Linked DNA regions of Mus musculus: region 1 is linked to region 2. The links are chromatin loops, found by intact Hi-C in ENCODE. Cell type or tissue: gastrocnemius. All regions are shown on one strand. Links, peaks and the distances in the headings refer to the core of each region. The heading gives the core; the rest is flanking DNA.

Region 1 (8,341 bases), core at 35-8,034, 650 kb before region 2:
GCTTTACCACTAAGTTCCAGGTCTCCTTGTCCCTCTCTCTGCTTCCTAGTCTATGGACATTATGCTATCTTCTGCCACTGTGAGTACACCTCACCTATTTGTACTTTCAAATAGTCAACCAAGATAAGTCATTTCTTCCTTAGTTGATTCTCATCAGTGATTTGCTCCTAGTAGTGCCAAAAGTAACACACTATTTATCATTTGGAGAGTCAACTAGTGAATGCATAACTGAGGGGCAATATAGGAAGCACTAGGTATCTACCTCCAACCTAGGCAACACTTGCACTGGAACTTTGTAGTCTACTAAAGTTTTAAAGGGAAGGAAGGGAGTTTATTAAGCAGCAGTTAATTTCAAGTTCCTTACCCACTGCTTCATGGTAAGCAGATATGCACATATTCTTGGAGCAGCATGAATATAGCTTGCAGGAGAAAGCCTGACCAAAGGAGTATTGTCCTTCAAGTACTGAGTATCTGTGCTTTGACTGACAATGCTCCTTCTGATTGTGAATACAGACTATGAAACATGGCCAGTGTTTTCATCCCTCACCTCCTTCTTGCTAGTCCTACTTTCTATAGCTGAAGGGATTTCCAGAAACTTTGAAGGACTCATGGCTTATTGTCTCATTCATTTTTCTCTGCATCTAAGAGGCAGATATTAACAAGGAGGAAATTAATAATTAACGGAATATATCAGAAATGGAAACCTACCATCCATGCACAGGAATAAGCATAAACTCAGAAAAACACTGGAAGCACCTGGAGTTCAAGGTCTTTAGCACAAAGAAGAGTTTGCTACAATGAAAGCAAATTGGAACAAATCTCAGCAACCAGAAAGCATCCTGTAAGCTCATCTGAAGACACTATATTGTCTCTAGAGATATTAAAGTCTGAATAAGGGAAAAGAGGATACAGAAAGGATGAATACCATCCATCAAGCAAAGCCACGTACACTAAGGAAGACTAAGAAAACTACGAGAAAAGACGCAGAGAAGACATTTGGCAAACTAATGCTTGCGGACATCCAAAGTTTGGTAAGGGGGAAAAAAATCACTTAAATATAAAGCTCCAAGTTCAGCAAATTCCAAAAAGAATGAATGGAGAGACACACACTGAGATATGCAACTTAGCTGTCAAGAGCCAAATTGAGCTCTTAGAACCCAGTGAGGGCAGGGATTCATCATAAACAAGGGCTCTTTAACAAGGTCATCAGCCGAGTTCTCATCAGAAACATGGGAGACTAGAAGGCAATGGTCTGATACATGAAAAGTGCTAAAAAAGAAACTATCCACACCAAGAACACTATATTTAGCAAAACTGTCCTTCAAAAATGAGAAAGACTTTGAAGATACTCCAAGGGGTAAAAGCTGAGGTATTTCACTGCTACTAGACATGTCCAGAGTATAATAGGCAAAGGCATCCTGTAGGTTCAACTACCAGAAAGTGGGTAGTAACTCACAAGCTCACATCAGGATGAAGAAATAAAATTCCCACTGAAGGAGGATGTAGTTTTATAATATTAACAAGTAAAAGGCCCTGTCTCATAAAAACGAACAAACAAATAAGTGAAAGGCATGGGAACAAAGTAATTATATAGTGTGGTGATTATCATGGAAATTAGGCCAATACATGTTTAAGTTAAAATGTTAGAAATTTCAGGTTTTTAAATACAATCTTCACACTTGCACCAAGAAGGAAGTTAAAGATATATGCAAAAGAGAATGAGAAAAGACTCCAGCCATGTCTTTGCAAAAACATCAGATTAAAACAAAGACAGTGATGTGGAGCATCATGAAGGCACAGGAAGGTTCCTTGTCTACAGAGGGCTGCTTTCCCTTCCAGGCTGCAGCCACACTGTTGAGTATTCTAGGGAAGGCTAATGCTGTATCCTTAAATGGCAGCTCTAAAGTTCCATCTACAAACACTGTAACAGCAGCAATTATGTTTTAACATATCATTTTAGCATTTATTCATATCATGGCAGCTTCTGAGAAAATTCATTTGCATTAGGAAGACAGGCTTATTTGTTTTGGTTTATGTGTATGCCTGCATATATGTCTGTGGACACATGTGAGCTTGGTGCCAGTGGAGACCAGAAGGCGGCATCAGATTCCCTGGAACTGGAATTCTAGGTGGTTTTGGGTGCTGAAACAGAAGGAAGAGGACAGGGGTCCTCTGTGACAGAAGCTTCATTTATTCTAATTGTCATGTAAAGGGTTTGAATGTGTATACTTTTGTGGTCTATACTGATGCCTTGTCATCTACCCTCACATGAACTATATCAACTTACAACTATACATTTCTACTTTATACCTCAGTGTCCTGGCCACCTTTTCTCCTCTATTCAGAAAGCAATAAAGTGAGGAAAGAAAATCAGTGTATAGTATCCCCACATGAATCCAGAGCTCAGTATTGCTGACAGAGGCCTTTTGTCCATTGGAAGTCCCTTCATAGCAAGCTTAGCCTACACCTCTTTAAGTATATGATGGAGAGAATAACAGTACCTATATCAGGAACTGTGAGTTGTCAGGGCTAGTATAGGTAGAATGAGACTGTCAACTAGCATAAAGTGCTGTGGTACCCAAACCCTTGCTAGTTCCTATTCTATTAATCTCAGTCTGAAGGATGGTGTTAGCCAAGAAATACATAGGACATGAAGTGGTGTTGGTTTTGAGGCCATGTCTTCTGGGTGCTTCCTCCACTCCTGGGCCATGTGAGAACAGAGATGATAGGTTATTGATGTTTTCCAATATGAATGAATATTCGCAGATATAGTAGCTTATTGTAAAGTTGTCCTAATTCAGACCACCATTCCTAATGATTCCAGTAATTTAGATATGTTAACTCTATAGTACATATACATGGGCCTCAAGTTTGCCTTAGGGACATATTGGGTCTTTTGAAAGTTTTTTTGTTTTTGTTGTTGTTGTTTCGGGTTTTTTGTTGTTGTTGTTGTTGTTGCTGTTGTTGTTGTTTTGGGGTTTGGTTTTTTGGTTTTGTTTTTTTTTTTTTTTGTTTTTTGTTTTTTTTTTGGGGGGGGGGTTTGTTTGTTTGTTTTGTTTTGTTTTGTTTTTCGAGACAGGGTTTCTCTGTGTAGCCCTGGCTGGCTGTCCTGGAACTCACTCTGTAGACCAGGCTGGCCTCGAACTCAGAGATCCGCGGCCTGCCTCGGCCTCCCGAGTGCTGGGATTAAAGGCGTGTGCCACCACACCCGGCGTTTTGCTTTTGTTTTTGTTTTTTTGTTTTTTAAAGTGAGAAGAAACTCCAGACTTACTTTCTAAAACAGTAACATTACTAAAAGCAAGGGCCTCAGTACAGCGATAACAAACACAAATCACCTACTTTGCCAAGAGCTTAAAAGGTCTGGCCTTATTTAATTTTCAAGGCAATCACGGGACTTCACAGAGCTTAGGTAGCAGAGCTAAGGCTTGGATGTTTAGGGGTGCTGGTCTAGAATCAAGGCCAACCCAACCTACACTTATGTCTGTGTTATGCTGCCTCCTCATGGTAAGAGTTTGTTGTAGGACAACAGCAGATACTTCAGACTGAACCCTCCAAGTCCTCCTTTAGCCTTTGACCTAGAAATCCTGCAAGAAAAGCACCTTCTGCCACTGTCAAACGGGAACAGCTCCATCTTGCATAGATGTGGGTGTGCCATGCAGTAGAAGCCAGATAAACCAAGCGGGGGGAGGGAGGGAGGGCGGGGGAACAGGGGGCGCGGGGGGTGGGGAGTATCTTTCTCAGGTCACTGAACTGATATAGGTGACATTAATCTGGAACTGTGAGCCATATACTTGTGACCTGATATGAACGGCAAATGACCTGTTAAAAAGCTCTAACCTATTTCCAGAGCATGACTTTCCACCCGGGGAATCTGTGCCATGCTCAGCAGTGGCAGGAATGGTGTGCTGAATTCCGACACAAGCCTGAACTCAAGCCCAGTTAAGCCGCACTGAGTATTTACCTCGGAAGATCTTAACGGGATCCAGAAAATTCATGGAAAGCCCTCATAGGAGAAGATCTGGCACTCCGTATTCCACTCTGTCTTCAATTTCAAGGTGACAAGCACATTCCGGTGCTCAAATTTCAGGGTAGTAGGAACATTAAAACTGACTTAGGAAAGCCTCCTGTAGAAGCTACAAGCATGGGAAGATGGTTGCTAAGGGCACCGGTAGGAGGTTTGCTTTTCCAATTCAGAAGTTTATAAAGTATTGTTCATTACTTTCCTTTGGTAGGCAGCACAAAGTGATGCTGAAAGGCATTATCACGTGGTCATGTGAACTCAGTACTAGAACCTGTTTGTTGGTGACCCAACCCTCATTCCTAATGCTTGTTTCCCTTGACTATTTAGAAATAGATGTTCACATGATACTTTTGTTTAAAGAAACACAACCAGACTTGTTCTTACTGGGTTTATAGAAAGATTTACACTACAGGAAAAGAAATGTTAGCTTTTAGCTCCCCTCTTTCAACATATTCAAACCTGATTTTCATTGTTGACTGAAACATCGGTGTGAGCTCAGTTACCCAGCCATCCTAGGACCATGAGTAAATACATTAATATGAAAAAAAAAGAGTGAAGAATTGACACAAGTTTAGTTCTAAAGAAATGACAATTATTTGTATTTTAAATAATTTTCATTAATAAATGCTTTATCTTCATTTTTATGAACATGATGATAAGACTTAAATAATAAAGTATAATTTCCTTCTGAATCTCACACTCTATGACCAGGATTCTTTTTTTTTTTAAAGTTTTTAATTAGATATTTTATTTATTTACATTTCAAATGTTATCCCTTTTCCTGGTTTCCCCTCCAGAAGCCCTCTAACCCATCCCCTTCCCCCTGCTTCTCTGAGGGTGCTTCCACCTCCCTGTCCTGGCGTTCTCCTACACTGGAGCATGGAGCCTTCACAGGACCAAGAACCTCTCCTCTCATTGACTTCCGACAAGGCCATCCTCTGCTACATATTCGGCTAGAGCCATGAGTAGCTCCATGTGTACTCTTTCATTGGTGGTTTAGTCCCTGGGAGCTCTGAGGGGTCTGGTTGATTGATATTGTTGTTTCTCCTATGGGGTTGCAAACCCCTACAGCTCCTTCAGTCCGTTTTCTAACTCCTCCCTCGGGGACCCTGTGTTCAGTCCAATGGTTAGCTACGAGCATTCATCTCTGTATTTGTCTCAAAATATTTTCTGTTCCTACTCTTAAAAAGAGTTCTTCCTTGGATTCATACCTAGTTGAATGTTCTTATTTAATACTGATGTATAAGAGCTGATAATAGTTTTTAACATGGTGAAAAGTTTTAAAATACTAATCACTTTAACATTAAGAAATAACATTATAGGTAAAAACGTGACACTCTGGAGTCTCAATTCAAGTTGGCTTACCTATATACTACACAGTTGGCATATAATTTGAGGGAGCAATGTAAATATCTAAAGAAGAATTCACAGTTGAATGGTGAGAATTTAGCCTTGAGCACATGTTTATAATTATGATTTTAAGTGCAGGATTATCCTATTTGATTAAAGCTCTTAGTAGGAAGTTGGTTGTCATACAGATGTGGGGAATGAAGGAAGTCTAGTATACATACAGTTCTAGTGGCATCCAGTACTTGGTAGAAATTAGACAATGGCATGCAGAGAGAATTAGTTCATCCACCTAAAGTGGACTAAGCAATAAGATTGATCAGAGTACTGCTGGGGAGAGATAGTGAAAACCTAAGTTGACACACCCATCCAAACAGGCTAATGACAAAAATCAGTATTTTTCTGGCAAGTTTTTTTTTTTTTTTCTCTCCCAAGACTATGGCTTTAACTTTACTTAGTGCTGGCATCTGAAAAAAAATATTCATAGAAATAAAATTATACAGATGAAACAAGTTGTATTTATGTATATATACTCATAGATGTGTTTAACAAAAATTAATGAAAAAGAAGGCCATGCGTTCGAAAGAGAGCAAGAAGGAAGTATATGGAAAGGGTTGGAGGGAGGAAAGGAAAGGGGGAAATGATGTAATTATAATCTCCAAAAATTAAAGAAACCATTTTAAAATTCTCACCTTTACTATCAACTCCTGATGTAACACTGACCAGTGAGCTGGGACAGAGAGAGATTATATTATGAGGGAATAGGAAAGGATTTCCAAAATTCTTTGAGGAAATATAGGCAGTATTTAGAGGATTATTATTTTCTCCCTTTTTAATAACCCTCTCTTACCTTACTTAAACTTCTCCTCTGATACCATAAGAGACAAGGAGATTATTCTTGGGGACAGCACTCACAAACACAACAGTGTGTGTTATTAGCTGCCAGAAGTTTCTGGGCGCAGGCTACATAAGGCTTGCTTTAGTAACACTGTGTTCTCCACGGAAATCATCAGAACTGGAATGGAAGAGTCGTTCCCTGAAGTAGATACAGGGAGCTGAGACACCAGCACGTATCTGCATCAGGGGATGCCTGAGAAGCATCTGTTAGCCCCCCAGCTGGGGCATCAATCACACAATGTTACTGCACTGGTGAAAGGGGCTGTCTTTTAAGGTACTGTTCTTCTGGTTCCATATTCGAGAGAAGTTCATAGAGGAGAGAAAACAATGCATTAGGGCTTTGTATCTGGAACAGTCAACAAATGCATTTTCTACTCTTTATCCACTAATAGATAATCATACAGCTTTGGGTAATGTTTGAAAGATTCCCTAACTTCAATTTTCTACATGTTGCATAGAGAAAATGTTAGTGCTTTCTTTTAAAGCTTTTGGAGACATTAATGATGAGAACTTTAAAGTCATTAAGCAGTGACAGTCATGATAGTAAATACTCCATAAATACCAGGTACTGTTTGTCATCTATTGAACACTTCACGAGGGTCTATACGGCTCAGAGAAACAAGCTAAGGTCAGGAAACTGCTGACTCAAACATACAGCATTCTTTGAGCTCACTCTGATAATAGTGTGATGACAAGATGATAACCCAGACAGATTAGAGCAAGGTAATGCCTCACATGTTCTACAAGGCTTCCACAGGGCAGCTATGGGAATCCAAAAAGAACACTGAGCCTATGTAGGAGCCAAGAGACTTTCTGAAGCAAACTCGCATTGATCACATATCAACTTCAGTGGACTGGCGGGGAGTTAAATGATGAAGACTCCAGGTATATGGTGGACACCAGTAGGCAGTAAGAGAAACTGAGTGTAAGACAGAGCTGGGCTGCTTTCAGTGGGAGAGGCAGAGTGGGAGAGGTATACTTAGGTGAGAGAAAATGCAGAAGGTCCAGAATTAGTCCAAATACACACATTCAGGAGGATCGTCATTGGTTGCTGTTGTTTTTCAGTTTTGTTTGTTTTTGTATGGTGTGGGGAATTGCAGGCTGGTATTCAGTTGAGCTGAGGTCTGAACCCCGATGGTGATGATTCACCTACATGGCACGGTAGGCGTTCCCTCATGCTCCTGGAACTCTGGTTCCTGCCTAAGGTACCACCTCCCACAGCCCCCACAAGAGAAGCATGGTCAGTAGTCACATAAGCAATGGCCCAAGCTTCTGACTTTCAGGCTAAACTCCTCCCCAGTTACCTAGTAACAGTGAAGACCATATAAAGGGGTGCTCAGCCCCTACTATGCTCTCTTACTCTTTCACTCCTTCACCTCTCACTTCTCTCTCCTCTTTCCTTTCTCTTTTTCTTCTCCTCTCCTCTCCTCTCCTCTCCCCTCTCCTCCCCTCTCCTCCCCTCCTTCTTCTTCTCCGTCTTCCTCTCTTTCTTCCTCTCCTTCTCCTTCTCCTCCTCCTCCTCCTCCTCCTCCTTCTTCTTCTTCTTCTTCTCTCTCTCTCTCTCTCTCTCTCTCTCTCTCTCTCTCTCTCTCTCTCTCCCCCTCCCCCTCCCCCTCCCCCCCGCATTTCTATAATAAAGTTCTTAAGCCATAGAGAGAGTCTCTGCTCCTTCAAGGCCTGCTGCGCACTCTGGTCAGTGTTGGAAACTTTTTTCCCCTATTCCCTTTCTCCTGTAACCCTGGGGTTTAAGCAAGGTAGCTGTGGGGGGGGGGGCTCCCCAGTTGTGGGCTGCCCTTTTCTCCACCCCCCCCCATCACATGGGTCAGGCATACTCACCTGGGGCCCAGTGGAAAGGAGCCTGACAATCTCCCCACGTCCACCTGCCCAGAGTACAGGAACTCTGGCCGGATGTGGCATATTTTTCCTACCTACTTTTCCCCAGGGCCCCCAGTCCCCCCTCCCCCTTTATTTTGTTCCCAACAGTATGGTATGAGAAACTGCTGATCTGATCCCTGTCTCATATTGGAAGGGGAAAGGAGATGCTTCTCAGCTCTGCTATCCTCTACTGCACTGGCA
Region 2 (8,341 bases), core at 298-8,297:
AACTTGTTTTTCCGTTGGTTTCTCTGTGACTGCTGTGGCCAGTCATTCCTAGAACAGGAAGCTGGGGAAATTTAGGTAGGAGACATTATTCTGACCAGTCAGGTTTCTTCACCAGTCTAGGGTACAACTGATTAGGAAAAGCCTCCTTGCATAACCTTCTTCCTGGGGGTGGGGTGGGGGGGTGGGGGGGGGGGTAATGGGAGCAGCTTCCCATGAAAAGGTGAATGGGCTCTGGCTTGCTCAGAGACACAGAAAGCTCTCTTCAGTCGCCGGGCTCCTGCCCCCACCCCACTCGTAGCTCTTAGGGCCGGAAATGGGACCTATCCATTCACTCACCAAGTGTTTATAGACTGTCTTTCCTACTAGGTGTTTGGAAAACCTCAATAAACAAAATGAAGGACTCTGTGCCAATGGATTTATATTTTAGTACAGTGAGAGAGTAAATGGAAATAAATAAGTCGGTGCCGTATTAGAAGGTGCTAAGAGAAGCCTTTTAAAAGGCAGAAAGTGGCAGGGTGAGAGGCATTGAAGGGGGATGGGAAAAGAGCTAGGCTGCCATTTTGGACAGTCCACGGAGCCTGGGCAGACTGGGTGAGGATGGCTCATGAAGGGGCAGTACAGGCTGGATGCAGAAGCGACCTCTGTGTACCAGGTAAAAAAAACAAAAAAAAAAAAAAAAAAAACACTGTGAGCACCAGAAAACGCAAGGAGAGTGTGCACTTGGGGCGGTTGTTCCGTGGGACCCTGTAAAGACTCGGCCTGGCCCATTTGGTTATGTAAAACAGCCGCCCTTGCTATTCTCTAAGCAGAGTGGATGATGCTTGTTCATGCTAGAGCCCACTCTGGAGAGGGAGCATAGAACTTCCACGTGCGATTCACAGCCATCCACACTGGAGACCCCTGACACTTCTGAGGACAGCCAGACGACCTACAGGTTAACCCCGCCCCCGATGGCCTGGAAGGGTGTGTAGGGGAGAAGAGAAAACGGCAAGGAATCATTCCACAGACTCAGAAAGACGTCAGTAGGCGAGTTTGAAGGGTTTGCCCTTGGAAATGAATGGTTTTATGTTAAACTGCTCCCCTTTCCTTTCCTCTCTCTATTTTTCTTGTGACCAAAGAGACAGATTCCAAAGACCACTAGAAGGTGCACTCTATGCCCTCCAAATACAGCCCCTCTAAGCTGGTGGTTATGGCTCCTTCACTCCAGCTCGCTGCCCAGGCCACCCACACTGCCTTACAGGGTGAAATTGCTCTTTTAAAAACACAGACACGGAGCCCTATTTGAGGGGAATTCTTCCAAGGTTGTCCGTTCCTTTGGAGCAAGACCCATCAGCTTCTAAAAGAGGAGGGAATCGTGTTCTAGAAGTCTGAAAGTGTCAGGGAGGGTAAGGGGAACACACAAACAGGGAAGCCACCAAGACAGCTGTGTCTCTCACCCCAAATTGCAAACAAATGAAAGCAAGACCACGAGGTTGGAAAAATACATTGACTTGACCCCCTCCCCCCAAAAAAATCATTGCCCATTTAATTCTGGAGAAAGAAAGCTATTTAGAGATAGGCCAGTCCTGAAATCAACCTGTGTCCCACATGTACAAGTTCAAGTCCAAGTAGCTAACACTCAATCACATCGCAGCCACTTGCAGAGAAGTATAAGCCCAGAATTACAAGCCTCATGCAGATGGCGTTAGCCCAGGGAAGCCCCTCCTGTTAGCACAGGCTGACGGATAGCAAATCCTCCATAGCATCCTGGGGTCAGGTGCTTGGCTACAGCTCACTGTCTGATCATTGTTCACTCCATATCTCGTACCGAGCTGCAACCAGGAACTTGAACAGAGGTCAGACCCTGAGCCCTGCCAGAGTTTGAGGGGAAGTCCAGCATTTCGTATGGATTCCATGAGAATCTGCAGGAAACCTCCTGCCCAGCCCAAGTAGTGGCACTCAGATATCAAACTAGAGTGAGAGCAATAGATGGATCTAACATCTATTAGAAAGGACTGTCTTTGGGACAAGGGAGTAGCATCCTCTATCCCGGATCCACTTGTCCTTATAGGATGCATGAACACCCAGGATGTTCAGTCATTTGCACATCCCCACCCTCCTCAGCAGGGTTCCCGATCTCAGTACATAATAAGTACCTTTCCCAGGGGCAGCTCCAATACTAGACTTTGCAATGATCGGAGGTGAATAGAGCTCCCTGGACCCAGAAGGAAGGAAGGGGGCAATTTATTAGATCACACTGCTTTTGTCTTCGTTTGTTCATCCGTGCATTCATTCACAGAGAAGGACAGAGCTTGGCATCTGTGAGGCTAAGTGTTTAGAAGATCTAAATGCAACTTACCTACCTGCCATGCCCAGAGGGAGCTCACAAAATCAAATCCTGATCATGTTGAGGGAAGCATGTGTGGTGAGGAGGTGCGTTTTCTGAGCCTCGGTTTCCTTGTTTGCAACAAAAGGACATAGTACTTACGTGTTGTCTGGTACACTGCACAAATGTGAAAAATGCTACTAGTCCATAAGGCTAAAGAGCATAATTTTAAGGCCTGGCTACCAGCTCCTATCATGTGTGCTCAAGGATGTGAACTCTTATAAAGAGGATTTTTTTTCTGGGAGAAATATGAAAGAAGGAATTGGTTTTCCTTGCCATGTACAACTGAGAACAAAAGTGGGAGGAAGGGAAGAAACAGGCGCACTTGCTGGGCTGTTCACCATCATCAATGCATATAAGAAACATCAAGGTGAGAACAAACAAGGTACTGCTGTGTGACGGGAGGCAGAAGTCAGCCACGGGAAGAGTCTGCCAATAGGGCTACGCATTAGCTACAAAGGGAAATTCAGAGCCTTGGCAGCAGAGAAGCCTGGCAGAAAGGACCTTAGGCAAATAGCTCACATCACCAGTAATGAGGGAAGCTGGCATTATGTGTATCCACCATAGTGCTTGAAAAGACACAGTAGCCCTTCCACGATGCTGGGGCTAGAAATGCGGGAGTTGAATCTGATCACAAGGCATCGTGGGGAAAACTGGCTTGAGGAAGAGTCTACAACATACCTCAATCTGTGTCCTTCCAAGGTAGTATTGTCGCAAAAGACAGGAAGCTTTTCTGAGCTTAAGGAGGCTAACGAAACTCAAGTTTAATGTGGGACTCAGCTCCTCATTTTGGCATGATTTGTGATTGGGACATTAGTAAAACTCACATGAAATTCACAGATTAAAGGAACAACTTACCTCGCTTTAATGGCTTAATTGGTTGCAATCCAAGAATTGAATGAATATATATATATATATATATATATATATATGTGTGTGTGTGTGTGTGTGTGTGTGTATATACATATATATACATGTGTATATATATATATATATATATATATATATATGTATGTATATACACACACACTTTTGGCACTATGTCTAAAATATATTTTATATATGATATATACATATATGCCATATATAGACACATATGTATATGATACACATTTTTAAAAAACTTGGTCAGTTGCATTGGGAAAATTACTTATACTGTCCTCTTGGTTTTATATTGTCAGTATCAACAAAAGGGGTATGGTGTAGAAACCCCTAACCCCCACTCTGACACACACACACACATCAAAGACCAGCACAAAGCATACCAGAGTGTGAGGCCTGAGCTGAGTTTCTGTAAACCCATATATGCCATATGTGTCTCACACCTTTCTCATTTATCTTCAAGGCTTCCAGTGTCCATGATAAGATGGCAATGATGCAACATGGACTCATTTACTCATTGATGCCGTCCCATAACGACCCATCCACACTAGCTAGGGCTTTTAAGATGTACCCCCTAGGACCCACATTCCACATCTCATCTTCATTCCTGACAGTACAGCAGAATATCCCCGCTACTGCTACACACCATGCTACCACAGGTCGATCATGAACAAGCCAGAAGACAGTTTGGCCCCTCGAACTATCAAACTCTTTGTTGACCTGGACTCTTCTTGTGAAATTTAGGTCACAGGGTCAGCACCTATCTGTCCTACATGCCAGACCAGGGACCCAGATTGTCTGTGGCACCTACACAAAGCACAGATAAAAACAAAATCAATCTAGATCAGACTGCTGCCATTTTGGAAATTCATGGGCTGGACCATCCCAGTGAACGGACACAATGTTGTCCTCCACACCCAAATGGACCCAAGAACTAAATTAGAAAATGGAGACAAAAAGTTGTTTCCTCCTCTTAGCCGATTAGGACAATCTAAGGAAAGTGCAAGAGCGCCCCCTGCTGCCAGTATTTGGAATTGTTTGATTCACCCTGAACATAGTTCAGCTTCAAGATGTGCAGCCTGGAGGCTTGAAATCAAGCCTCCTGCTCCCAGTGCGCACATTTTTCAAACACTACGCACACAGCTGCCCTTAAGCCAGTACTTAAGACTTCACCTGCATTATCTCGCTTCATCCCTTGAACAGTCTCAGGGCCTGGCAGAACAGCTACCATTGTGGCCTCTAACAGACAATTTAAAACCAGCCATGTAAGATGGTGTATAAAGTTGCTTACTCAAGGTCAGAGAGACTCTTTTTTTTTTTAAAGTAGCTCCATCTTTAAAATATGACATTCCTCCAAAGGATCTCTTCTAAATCCCCTTGCATACATAACAACCTAAGCTATATGCTGTATCTCCTAGGTGCACAGGACTGGGGAGTGAGAATGGGGTTCAAAAGCAATCCAATGATGTGTGCCTTTGTAAATCTATACATTCGTTAATGCTGTTATTTTCTCCCATGAATTAACAATTTTTACTCTTCTCTTGCTAACATGTACCAGGATAGAAATGAGTATGGTATATGTGTGTCTTTGTAAATCTATACATTCATTAATGCTGTTATTTTCTCCATGAATTAACAATTTTTACTCTTCTCTTGCTAACATGTACCAGGATAGAAATGAGTATGGTATATGTGTGTCTTTGTAAATCTATACATTCATTAATGTTGTTATTTTCTCCATGAATTAACAATTTTTACTCTTCTCTTGCTAACATGTACCAGGATAGAAATGAGTATGGTATATGTGTGTCTTTGTAAATCTATACATTCATTAATGCTGTTATTTTCTCCCATGAATTAACAATTTTTACTCTTCTCTTGCTAACATGTGCCAGGATAGAAATGAGTATGGTATCCGAATAAAAACTTCTGGATTACAAAGCGCATAGATCCTACTCCAAGGGGTTAAGGTTCTCAAGTGGGAAACAGAGAAATCCAGTGTGATAAAAGAGCTTCTCTTCAGGGACCAGTGGCTATGAAGAGTAAGATAAAAAGTCCTATAAGCGTTTGTACCAACTGAACGATCGTTTCCTCAGAGAAACTATAAAGCTATCCTCAGCCTTCCTCGTAATGTTGACATACAAGAGTGTGTTTCTCTGTTGAATATACAATGAAATACTGTTTGTTCAAATTTGTGTTCTTTCCGCTGGACCCTCAAATGGCAATTGAGAAATGGAGACAGATTTTGTTTTCCCAAGGTGGCCTGGTACAACTCCCAAAATGGAACTTTGTGTCGTTAGAACAGTTGAGAGGATCGTAGAAAGATGGACCCAAATATCAGCCAGAGAATTAGACCAGAAAATGGAACCAAAGTACCTGTCAGTCCAAGGATGTAGTGGCACTACGTGTACACCAACTGGGAATGTTGTGGTCCCAGGGGAATTAATATGAGAACCTATGATTACACACACGTGGCTCTTCTCAAGGGGGGTCTGGGATTGGTGGGAAACAATGGGTTTTCATGTCTAATAGTCTGAGTCCACAGTGGGAGACAGCTATTTCCCTAATCTTCCTGAGGTCATCTTTCTGCCTAAGGGTCATCTTTCCAGGTCAGATGATAGCTAAACTTGCCATCCCTTCAACATCAAGAACATAGAGTTTCAAAGGGTGAATTGCTGGGAGAAAAGGAAAAGTCAGGAAGACCAAAGGGAGACATTCAAGAGCTGGCATGCCACAGTCCCACACTTTTCTCAAATCCAGACTGTTCAATATCAAATTGTTGGCAGGCGGTTTGCATGGACTCTGCTCTGTGATAGCTGGGTACTACGTGAAAGAAAATGTCACTCTGTTGTGATGGGTTTAGACATCATGAAAGTTCAGAATACATAGACTCCAGGGAGTCTAAAGCTATCAGATACTGGTACTAGAACAAGGGAACGTACTGATGCGTATCTTAGGAGAAGACATGCATTGATCAGTTCAGTTTTAAAAGTGAATTTGAAAGAAATAGAAAAGGCACCATTCTTGCAATTTGAACATCAAGATTCAACCTCAAGTCTACTGTTCACTTATGTTGTGATCTTGAGCAAGATAGCAAATGTCTCAGACCCAAAACTGTCATCAGTAAAGTGTGCACAATGTTAGATGCAACTAGTTCCGGTTTGTCATACAATCCTGGTAAGACAGCTGTCATTACCCCATAGTTCACAGCAGAGGAAACTGATGCTCAATAGGTTAAATGAACTTCCAAGGTCAAAAAGCTGGTAAGTCAGAGCCCAGCTACAAAGCCAGGCACTGTCATGGGTCTTTCACATCCCTTGCTCATACTAACATGCTGGCCTTAATACTATTTACTGAAGACATTGGAGAGATGAAGCAGTAAGGGTGGTCTGAGTTCAGTTCTAAGTACCCAGGTCATGTGGCTCACAACTGCTTCTTGTAACATCATCTCCAGGGGATACAATAACTCTTCTCTTCCTATGCTCACATGCACATGTACACACAGAGACACATACAGGTACACACATGCACATGCGTACATACACATGAACAGACACACACTTAATAAATACATACCTTTAAAAACTTAATTGTAGAACTCTGCCCATTCCCTGTCTCCCACCCTCTACTCTAGCACTTAGCACAGAGTTTAGCATATAATAGGTCTGAAGTTTGTTGAATGAACCAATCCAGGGGCTAATGAATGGGAAAGCTAGTAAATAGTGCATAACTCTTAGAGTATGATTATCTTGTGTTCCTAAGGTCAAAAATCTATTTCTCTGAGTTGTATGTGGATGCTTCAGACACTGATGTTGTGTGTGGGGTTTTGGAACTACAATACATGCACTGTGCAAAGCAGAGGGAACATGAGGATAAAACACAGACAAAACCCATGGTCATTACATTTGCAGCCACCCAGATGTGCCAAACACCTGTATCCGGAAACTCTGGGAGTTTTCTGGGCGGTAGCCCCTTCGAATGTCAGCTGACAACCCTTATTTTGAACCGCATGTGGGAATGCCCTTGCGATGCAATTCCAGCCTTTTTACCATCAGCGTTAGATGCACGGGAACCATCAGGCTTGGAATTGGATCTATTCTCTGCATTTCCAAAGCACTGGCTTAAAGTGAAACATCAGAAAGCTTTACGGTCAAATAACCAAGGTGATCAGATAACCCTTCATTAAGCCCAGAAAGGCCATCGATGCCTGCCTCCACCTCCCCATGCTGGAGAAAGGGGGTCTGCATGGCTCAGGCCTCCCAGACAGCATCCTGTTTGCAGCCTATGCTTTAAAAGCCTTTATGATCTGCCCAGCAACAGCTTTCGTTCTAGACTGCAGAGTGTGTTGTATAAGCTCAAGGATAGTCAGGTGTTCCCTGCCTCATTCCTATGTCACCCCTTTCTAGGTTCCTTGACTGGGAAGAGAAACTCTGCGACTCAGGCGCCTCTGTAAAATAGGAATAATAGCACGGAGGAGCTTAAATGAGTGCCCTGAGTGCAATGGCAGAATGCTAATCACAAAGTTTACCAAGCTGGAGTTGGCAAACAGTGGCATAGTTTTAAAAAGTGAAGTTAATTGTAGACTATGTAAAAGGAAGCGAGATTAAGTTCCACAGAAAATATAAGGCCATTTAATTATATTTCTTTTTCAAGACCCAGCTAAAGCATCTTTCTTTGGAGCCCCTGAGTCTCCTTGTGCATAGCCTGTCAGACTCTCCTCTGAGCCTAACTTCAGGGTTCCAGAGAACACACTCATTATCAGCTGTCTATCAAGCGGTTGTACAGTCCCAGGGAAGATATAGATCAAAGCAAGGGCCCTGTCTCACCAAGCCTTCCAGCTCTGCCAGTGACTATAAATGAATGGCCTGTGCTAACCAAAACTGTTGATATGAACTTCTAACTAACCCAAACGAAGTGATGGTTGAGTGCCTACATGTCACTTCAGGGAAAGAAGTGTTGTTCCATATTAAGACTTAGAAATGAATATGAACTCTCCTAAGAGAAACAGTGACAGAATAGAGAGCAAATGTCAGCACCATCTGACCCCAGTCCAGTCCTGTTTCCACGGAGTACAAGATATGAAGTATCTTCTCG

The links. A loop is a pair of places that touch in the nucleus more often than their neighbours do. Peaks named below come from ENCODE experiments on the same cell type or tissue, not always from the same donor. Only the 100,000 strongest peaks of a DNase experiment are listed, where the experiment ranks them.
Region 1: it touches region 2 in a loop (5-fold over the local background); 2 of 42 quality-filtered maps call a loop at or near these places.

Annotation. Positions count from the first base shown.
Region 1 is chr15:63,003,149-63,011,489 of GRCm38, forward strand. No RefSeq gene overlaps it. Among named protein-coding and RNA genes, the nearest start is that of Gm30113, 53 kb to the left of the region's middle. In gastrocnemius, for the core only: a CTCF peak has its summit at 3,496; no DNase peak of the experiment used is centred there; H3K27ac peaks cover 1,415 bases.
Region 2 is chr15:63,648,468-63,656,808 of GRCm38, forward strand. No RefSeq gene overlaps it. Among named protein-coding and RNA genes, the nearest start is that of 4930449C09Rik, 66 kb to the right of the region's middle. In gastrocnemius, for the core only: a CTCF peak has its summit at 4,270 (motif pointing left); a DNase peak (open chromatin) is centred at 4,264.